Regions from separate parts of the Homo sapiens genome. Here region 2 is linked to region 1. Evidence: chromatin loops called from intact Hi-C (ENCODE). Cell type or tissue: endothelial cell of umbilical vein. All regions are shown on one strand. Region 1 overlaps SSBP2 (single stranded DNA binding protein 2). Region 2 overlaps SSBP2 (single stranded DNA binding protein 2).

Region 1 (4,000 bases):
AATTGCTCACTTCACCTATATATGCTACATAACTTGATGTAAGGTTATATAGTATATATAAAAATTTCACTAATATTTTTAACAAATGCTTTTGGCTGATATTATGACAATGTGATAATTAGTATACAAAAATGTAGACTTATCTCCTAGAGGAAGAAGTAGGACTTTTAGTTTAGGTAAGTTTCATAGCAATACTTGATTTGTGCTTGGGTCGAGGGATTTTTCTGATGTACTTTAGTAAGCTATTCTGATGATCCACTGTACTTGTTCCTTTATCTCCAAGAGGGCCAAGCTCAGAAAATTTTGAACCTCTAAAGATGCAGACTTTGCCCCTCTACAACCTGAGATGCTGGTGACTAAGGAGCTTCTCAGTTCCTCTAATCCTACAACTATTAAACATGAAAGCAAATATTATCCTTGAAATGTAATGGGTTCATCATCATGAATAATACTTTAGAGTTTTATACACTCTTTATTCCCAAGCAGAAACAAGTGAAAATTTTATATTTTACAAATGAAGACACAGACTGAATACAGAGAAGCAAAACTTACAAAGTATTGAAGTCTTTGATCTCATATCATTTATTATTATTAAAATCTTCCCCTCATAAATCAAGAGAAAATACGGCATTCCCAAGTTGAAGATTCTCAACCAAACACTGTATCTCCCTCTATTCCTGAGAATGTAAGTTGAAATGACTTAGGTAGCTTGTTAATATCTCAAGGGAACACAGAAAGCAAAATGGTTGTCAGAGAAGTCTACAAGGGTGAATAAACATGCCAGATGTGTCCCAGAAGATGGAATGCTAACATAATTATACAACTTATGCCACTGGCCAGATCTAGGACTACCCGACAACAAAAATTTTTTAAAAGACAGAACAAAACAATAAAACGCCATGGAAAACATTTTTTCTGAGGAACAAGCCACGTTGTTATAAGCTCAAGTCTTAATAACTAAGGAAGTCATTTGTCTTTGTCCCAAAAATATATCAATGAATGTTAGTTACTGACAATCTCTGTTTAAGAAAACTATCCTATCCATTCATAAGACCAAAAACAGTTTCACATGAAATGTGTATGTACCTGTTCTTCATCTTAGAACTTCCCCATATGTATAACTTGTATTAATATTATTCCCTAGCATTACTTAATACCTTTAAAAATGAAAGCATTAAATTTTGCTTCACTTTTATAAAATTCTCACAATACTCCTGGATTAGAAATCAATTTCTATTTTAAAATATAATGAAGATAGTTACCATTATTGAGTAAGTACTATACAAGCATCATATACGAAGTATCACATATTCAACATCTAATCCTTCTAATTATTATCCCCACTTTGTAGATGAAGGAACTGAAGCTTAGGTTAAATTAGATTAAATAATTTGCCTAAAGTCACACAGTGGCAGAGCTGGGCTTGAGCCTTTTAATTATTACGTTATTTTGTTTCTAACGTGAGTGTGGTTTTAAGAGTTCTTAATGCAAGACTCCTTATTCTGATTATGGGCAGGTTTCTACAGTTCCAGCAGTCTGAGCAGCATCAGCTATTATAAGAGTGGGATGGATATCTGTACCAGATAAGACAGCAAGCACATTGTTAGCCTACCTTTGACCCCATGCACCAACTCATTTCCTGAATATCCTATGGCAACCACCCCCTCACCCTACATGCAGCTGCCAGGGATCCGTGGATGCCTCAATATAGACATGACTCAGAAGAGAAAACTTTTGAGTCCCATTTATATACACTGCCTGGAATTAGCCACTCACAATGCTCAAATGGGAAATGTAATTAATGACTTATTAATAGTGGGACACTGAATTGAGCTCTGTGATTAAGAAATATGTGTTACTGAGATGAGCACTGGTTACAATTCAGGAACTTGAATTCTAACTCTAAATTTGACCTTGGGCAAATAGTTTTTTGATTTATGTAAAAAGAGAAAATAAATGTTATGTATTTTACAGTGTTTTATACAGAGACAAAGAGATGACATACGCAAAAGTAATTTTAAAAGAAGCTTAAAGGTACTAAAAATATTATAGAAAAAGTCTCATATAGCTAGTATAGCGAAATAAAAAGTTTTCTAATTAACTTGAGTAACATTTGCCTCATTTTTCTTTTGAGTCCTTTACATTTAATGAAGATTCCCTCCGTTTTTTACAATGTTCTCTCCCCACCAAATTTTCCTCTGTATTCCACATGCCTTTCCTCTTCTCCCATGCTGAATTTTAGTTTTGTTCTCTATGGCCTATGTTTTTTGCCTTCTCTCTTGCTAACACTTTTTCTCCCTTCTCACTCTTATCAGCCTCCTCCTTCTAGCCCCGTTGTCACCTACACTGTCTTATACGATGCTTAGTTTAACCCAACTCAAATAGTTATTATACCTTGCCTGTTATAGGAAAGACATACCAGATGAGTAAAAACCAGTAAGCCAATTATAAATATTATACCATTCTAGTGAGCTAACTAATGCCATTGCACTTGTTTTCCTGTGGGTATTTGGTTATTCTTAGCTATACCTGATATTATTCATTAGGTTCTAAAATAATTAGAGTGCTAGCATACTACAAGATTGGACTTTCCACCACCAGGTGAAAGAAACAGAATTCTTAGAATAATCTTATATTTTATTTTCTCTACAATGTTATATATATTTGATTTCAGGATATAAATACAGGGGACCAAAGTCACTTTAAAAGGTGCTCTATATTTTTATTTTGTTAAATAAAAATGAGGTATAGGCTGGTTGTGGTGGCTCATGCCTGTAATCCCAGCACTTTGGCAGGCAGAAGCAGAGGCGAGTGAGTCTCGATCCCAGGAGTTTGAGACCAGCCTGAGCAACAACAGCAAAACCTCATCGCTACAAAAAAATATGAAAAAGTAGCTGGGCATGGTGATATGCTCCTTTAGTCCCAGCTACTCAGGAGGCTTAGGTGGGAGGATCACTTAAGCCCGGGAGATGGAGGCTGCAGCGAGCTATGATTGTGCCACTGCACTCCAGCCTGGGTGACCCTGTCTCAAAAAAAGAAAAAAAAAAAAGGTGTACTTGTCTGCTCTCAAGCTGCTAATAAAGACATACCTGAGACTGGGTAATTTATAAAGGAATGAGGTTTAACTGACTCACAGTTCAGCATGGCTGGGGAGGCCTCAGGAAGCTTAGAATCCATGGCAGATTCACATGGCGACAGCATGGAGAAGAATGAAAGCTGAGCGAAGGGGGAAGCCCCTTACAAAACCACCAGATTGTGTGAGAACTTACTATTTCTAGAATAGCATGGGGGAATCGCCCTCATGATTCAATTACCTCTCACCAAGTCCCTCCCACCACACGTGGGGATTATGGGAACTACAATTCAAGATGAGATTTGAGTGGGGACACAGCCAAACTATATCAAGAGATATGAGAGTTATAAAAGGCATCATATCAAGAGCTATAGTTTCTGCAATTAAAACTTTAAATAGAAAGTTTTTAAAAGCCTATGTTTTAAAATTGCACAAGTAAAAAAACACATTAACATCAGAAGAAAGAAGCTTATTGGCATTTTTATTTCTGGAACTAATGTAAGAGTTGGGAATGTTTAACAAAAAGTACAAACAAGAAGCAAGTTTTCAGAGGGGATTTGATTCAGGTAAATGTATTATAAACTGGGATGCTGAGTATGGGGTAAATAAACTAAAAAGGAAAAGAAAAAGTGATTAGGGAAATCACATTAGAAACAAGGGAAAAAAGCTCCAGAAAGTCAATCACACAAATTTCTCTATCCTATATTAAAGACAGAAATTCCCCCTCTTCCATTCTGAGGCCTTTGCCTCTCATCTCGCTGGCACTTTGTTCTGCTTATTTTGCATATGTCATATGTATCTCTTTTTCATACATCTTCAAACACTCCCACTCTTCACCAACTTTTCCCCCGAGTCTACTAGTCTCTGCCTCTTTTCTCAACCCTCTTTAATCCATCTTTTTTTTTTGAGACAAGGTCTTGCTCTGTC
Region 2 (4,000 bases), 73 kb before region 1:
TATTTTAAAATGTTGACAACTATTAAATAGATCTAAAGTAATTACACATTTTGATGCTTATTGTACATTTCTTAGGAAATTTCTAAGAATTTGAAGAGGCTATTTTCAGAAAACATTTAATTGAATCATAAAAGGTATCAGTGTATCAACTCACACTTCACACACTGTGATCTCACTTACATTCCTTTTTTAGTTACATTCACTTGACATTAGGAAAATATTGGATATGGCTTATTTTGTTTTGTAGCATAAAATTAATAACATTATCTTGGTTAGTGAGTATATGAATATTTGTGCTAATTCTTGTATAGAGAGATAAATAAGCAAACAAGAGCCTAAAAGTATGTTTAATGCTAGTTCTCAAATCCATATGACATAGCTGGGTTCATATAATATGTATTTAGAATAAATATCTATAGTTAAGAAGTAGAGTGAACCTAATATTTAATTATCATCGGAAACTGTATTAAGAAACCAGAAATTTACAGTCAAAACAAAGTAAAGGCCGGGCACGGTGGCTCATGTCTGGTGATCCCAAAATTTTGGGAGGCCCAGGTGGGTGGATCACTTGAGGACAGGAGTTTGAGACCAGCCTGACCAACATGGTAAAACCCTGTCTCTACTAAAATACAAAAATTAGCCAGGTGTGACGACACATGCCCATAATCCCACCTACTTGGGAGGCTGAGGCACAAGACTCACTTGAACCCAGGAGGCAGAGGATGCAGTGAGCTGAGATCACACCACTGCACTCCAGCCTGGGCAACAGAGCAAGACTATGTCTCTTAAAAAAAAAAAAGAAAAAAGAAAGAAGAAAAAAAAAAACCCAAAGTAAAACAGGATTTACAGAAAATAATGTAAAGGTGTGCATGTGAAGAGGAATTGGTAGAACAAAAATACAGTTTTGGATTCTTTAATTTTTTTAAGTTAACCTGTGACTCAAATAGTGATAGACTTTTAGTAATTATAAAGAGCATGAAAATGCTAAGTAGGTCTGGAATTTATAAATTCTTCTTCATCCATTTATACAGCAATGGATAATATTACACAGCATGTAATATTATCTCTTTACCTGAAAAAGCAACATTAAAAATAGGTCACAGCTTCTGAGGGAGGATACAAACTGTCAGGAGTACTTCCAGCACAGTAGCAGTTCAGGAAATGAGGATGATAATGAGACTCCATGACTGCTGAGAATCGGAAGAGGAGGTATGAATTCTCATTCAACCCTAACAATTGTCCATTGTCCATGAGGCCTTGGGTGAGTCACTTAAGCTCAGTGATTTGATTAACAGCAATATTGAATTTACCTTCCTCAATATGGATTGTAAGGTTAAGTAGAGCCAACACGAAATGTACATGCAAAACCTATTCTTTCACTTGTGACCCTACTCTCTGTAACTACCTTTTATGTTTTATTTTCTCTAGACAAGTTAAATATTTATAAAAATTACAAAGGCTGAGAGATCAATTCTAAAAATATAAGAATCTTTCAGAAACAAGTTTATTTTATAAGGGAAATAGCAGGATTGTGATACACTCCACCCTGCACCTCTCCACACACTACATACTAGCTACTCCCTAAACCCCAGACTTGGGCTGGACATTTTCTTAACTCATAGCATCAGAAAAATATCATTACTGAAGTAAACTTATAAAGTTATAGAAATGGCTAGCTATTTTCCAGTAATCATATAAAAACTCAGAAAAATTTATAACCAGAATAATTCTCCTTTATGTTTCAATTACTTAGAAATTCAGTAACAAACATCATCAAAATATACATATTGCTTCATATATTTATATATAAATAAAATATCATCATCAGGGCAGCAGGAAATAGAGGCAGCAGGGTGTAGAAGTGAGATAAGGACAGGATGTTGTTGTTTCAGCAGAACAATTTACAATGTATTTACTTTTTATACAAGTGAACTAAATGTTTGTATAGTTAACTTTCTTGTTTTCCTTTTTTGCTTTCTCTTCTTTTCTTACCATCCTTTCCTACCTTTATCCTTTCCTGCTTTCTTTCCCTCCTTCTCTCCTACCCTTTTTTATTAATACTTTCTTCCACCCAACACTGATTTTTGGCTGAGACCACAGTTTCAACAAGAAATAAAAACTGCATTACTCAGGAAGGAACTAATAAACTTCCCCTCCCCCAAATGCCATTAGAGACTTCCTGAATAAATGAGAAATCCATTAATTTTAAAAAAAGAGAGTGCTTGCATAAGTAACAAAAACAGATTCCGGTCTACATTATGATTAAAATCAACTTGAATAATAAAAATTAGATATAAATAAGATCCATTAGGACATCTGACACATCTATGGCCAGTGATGCTTGGTCCCAACAATGTGTAGACTTTTTTAGTCCATTGTCAAACAATCATAAGTGGGACTTCTACCACTTCTCCTTAAAAAATTCTGTAACATAATGGATTTAATTAACATGAAATTTCTTGTAAATATGCCTATTACTGACATTCTTTCATTCAAAACCATTTCATTATTCATGGTCATACTAGTTAGTGGAATGGCTGAATAAAATAATGCACAAGTATGTACAATTTTAAATATATAATTATATTTATTTAATTTTAGATAATAATTATATATTTAATTAACACAAAGGCTCAAATTTTATATTTCACATAAAAACACTATGTATATCCACATATATTCTTGCTCTGAGGCTCATTCTCTATTGAATTAATTTGTTTTTAACAATGGTTACATAAAAATTCCTCCTACAAATTATATTTTAGTTATAGCTAATAAACCACTAGCCTTTTTGACTTATATTTAAAGGACAAATAGAAAAAGAGGTTTAGAATTGTTATTTGCTTTGGTTTGTTTGTTTTGCATGACAGTTTATGGGCAAGCCAGTAATTTGTATCCTAAGCTTTTATACTAAGATAGCTCTCAACAACTGATTTGGTCATTATAGAGATAATAAATACCATTCATGATGATAATTTAAATAAAAATGTGTTGACTTAAGAGATAAACTTTGGTAAAATCTGATTTCTCTTCTGTTTCAATGACTCCTAACATAGTACAGCCACTGAAAGGAACTTAATGCTTGTCAGGAGCCATTGAACTTTATAGTGAGCATCTGGGTAGTGCCACCGTGCAGATGTTGCAGTAGAATACCACAGTAAAACTACTTTAAGTTTCATCTGGTTAATAACAGTACTTCACTCAATATTGCTTTCTGTAATTTCTGATTATTTTTGACCAAATAAAATTTCTTTGCCTTGTTTAAAGAAATAATTGTGATTTCTTACAAAACAAGGTCCTCCACTTCTATAATAAAGTACAGACTTTATTTATAGCAAAATAAATTTAATTTTTCTAATTAAAAATAAATCACTAATATAAAACATTATCAGTAAGTCACAAAACTAAGAACATCTGTATAAACTAATAAAAATCTGTATCTTAGGAAATAAGGAACATTTACAAATGTTCCTAAATGTGATTTATAATTTATATAACTCATTTTGGTTGTTTTTTATGGAAAGTCATTTTCAGGGACTACTCATATATTAGCCCATGTAAATTGTGGTTAAATATAAGAAATTAAAGACACCAAATGTGTCCTTAGTGGCATTATCAAAAATATTTCTCCAACTTCTTTGGCAACTTGAGCATTTTCCTTATACATCTTCCAGGATGCCTCATCTTTGCCTGACCCTGCCACATTGTCTTCACATTCTAATTAGCTTGGGCTTCTATGTTGTCACCCTGGTCTACTAGTAGTCAGTTTTATTACTAACACAATAATATATGTTCATTGTACAAAAATCAGAAAACACATAGAACCAGTAAGAAAATAAAAATCAAATATAACAATTGCTGTTAACATTTTATGTAAATCATTTAGATAAAAATGAGATCAATGTACAATCTGTATCAGTTTGTAAAGTGATTTTCTATTAAAAATATATTCTTAATATCTTCTAGTTCTCTGAGTCTCCACATTTTTGGTATTTTTCTC

What was found. Hi-C counts contacts between places; a loop is a spot of excess contacts. Peaks named below come from ENCODE experiments on the same cell type or tissue, not always from the same donor. Only the 100,000 strongest peaks of a DNase experiment are listed, where the experiment ranks them.
Region 2: it touches region 1 in a loop (4-fold over the local background); 2 of 110 quality-filtered maps call a loop at or near these places.

Annotation. Positions count from the first base shown.
Region 1 is chr5:81,625,026-81,629,025 of GRCh38, forward strand. The region is part of intron 3 of SSBP2 (single stranded DNA binding protein 2); the gene reads right to left. Among named protein-coding and RNA genes, the nearest start is that of SSBP2, 120 kb to the right of the region's middle. In endothelial cell of umbilical vein, no CTCF peak of the experiment used is centred here; a DNase peak (open chromatin) is centred at 1,656; H3K27ac peaks cover 1,064 bases.
Region 2 is chr5:81,551,853-81,555,852 of GRCh38, forward strand. All of the region lies in intron 4 of SSBP2 (single stranded DNA binding protein 2), which reads right to left. Among named protein-coding and RNA genes, the nearest start is that of ACOT12, 160 kb to the left of the region's middle. In endothelial cell of umbilical vein, no CTCF peak of the experiment used is centred here; DNase peaks (open chromatin) are centred at 1,229 and 2,119; H3K27ac peaks cover 2,738 bases.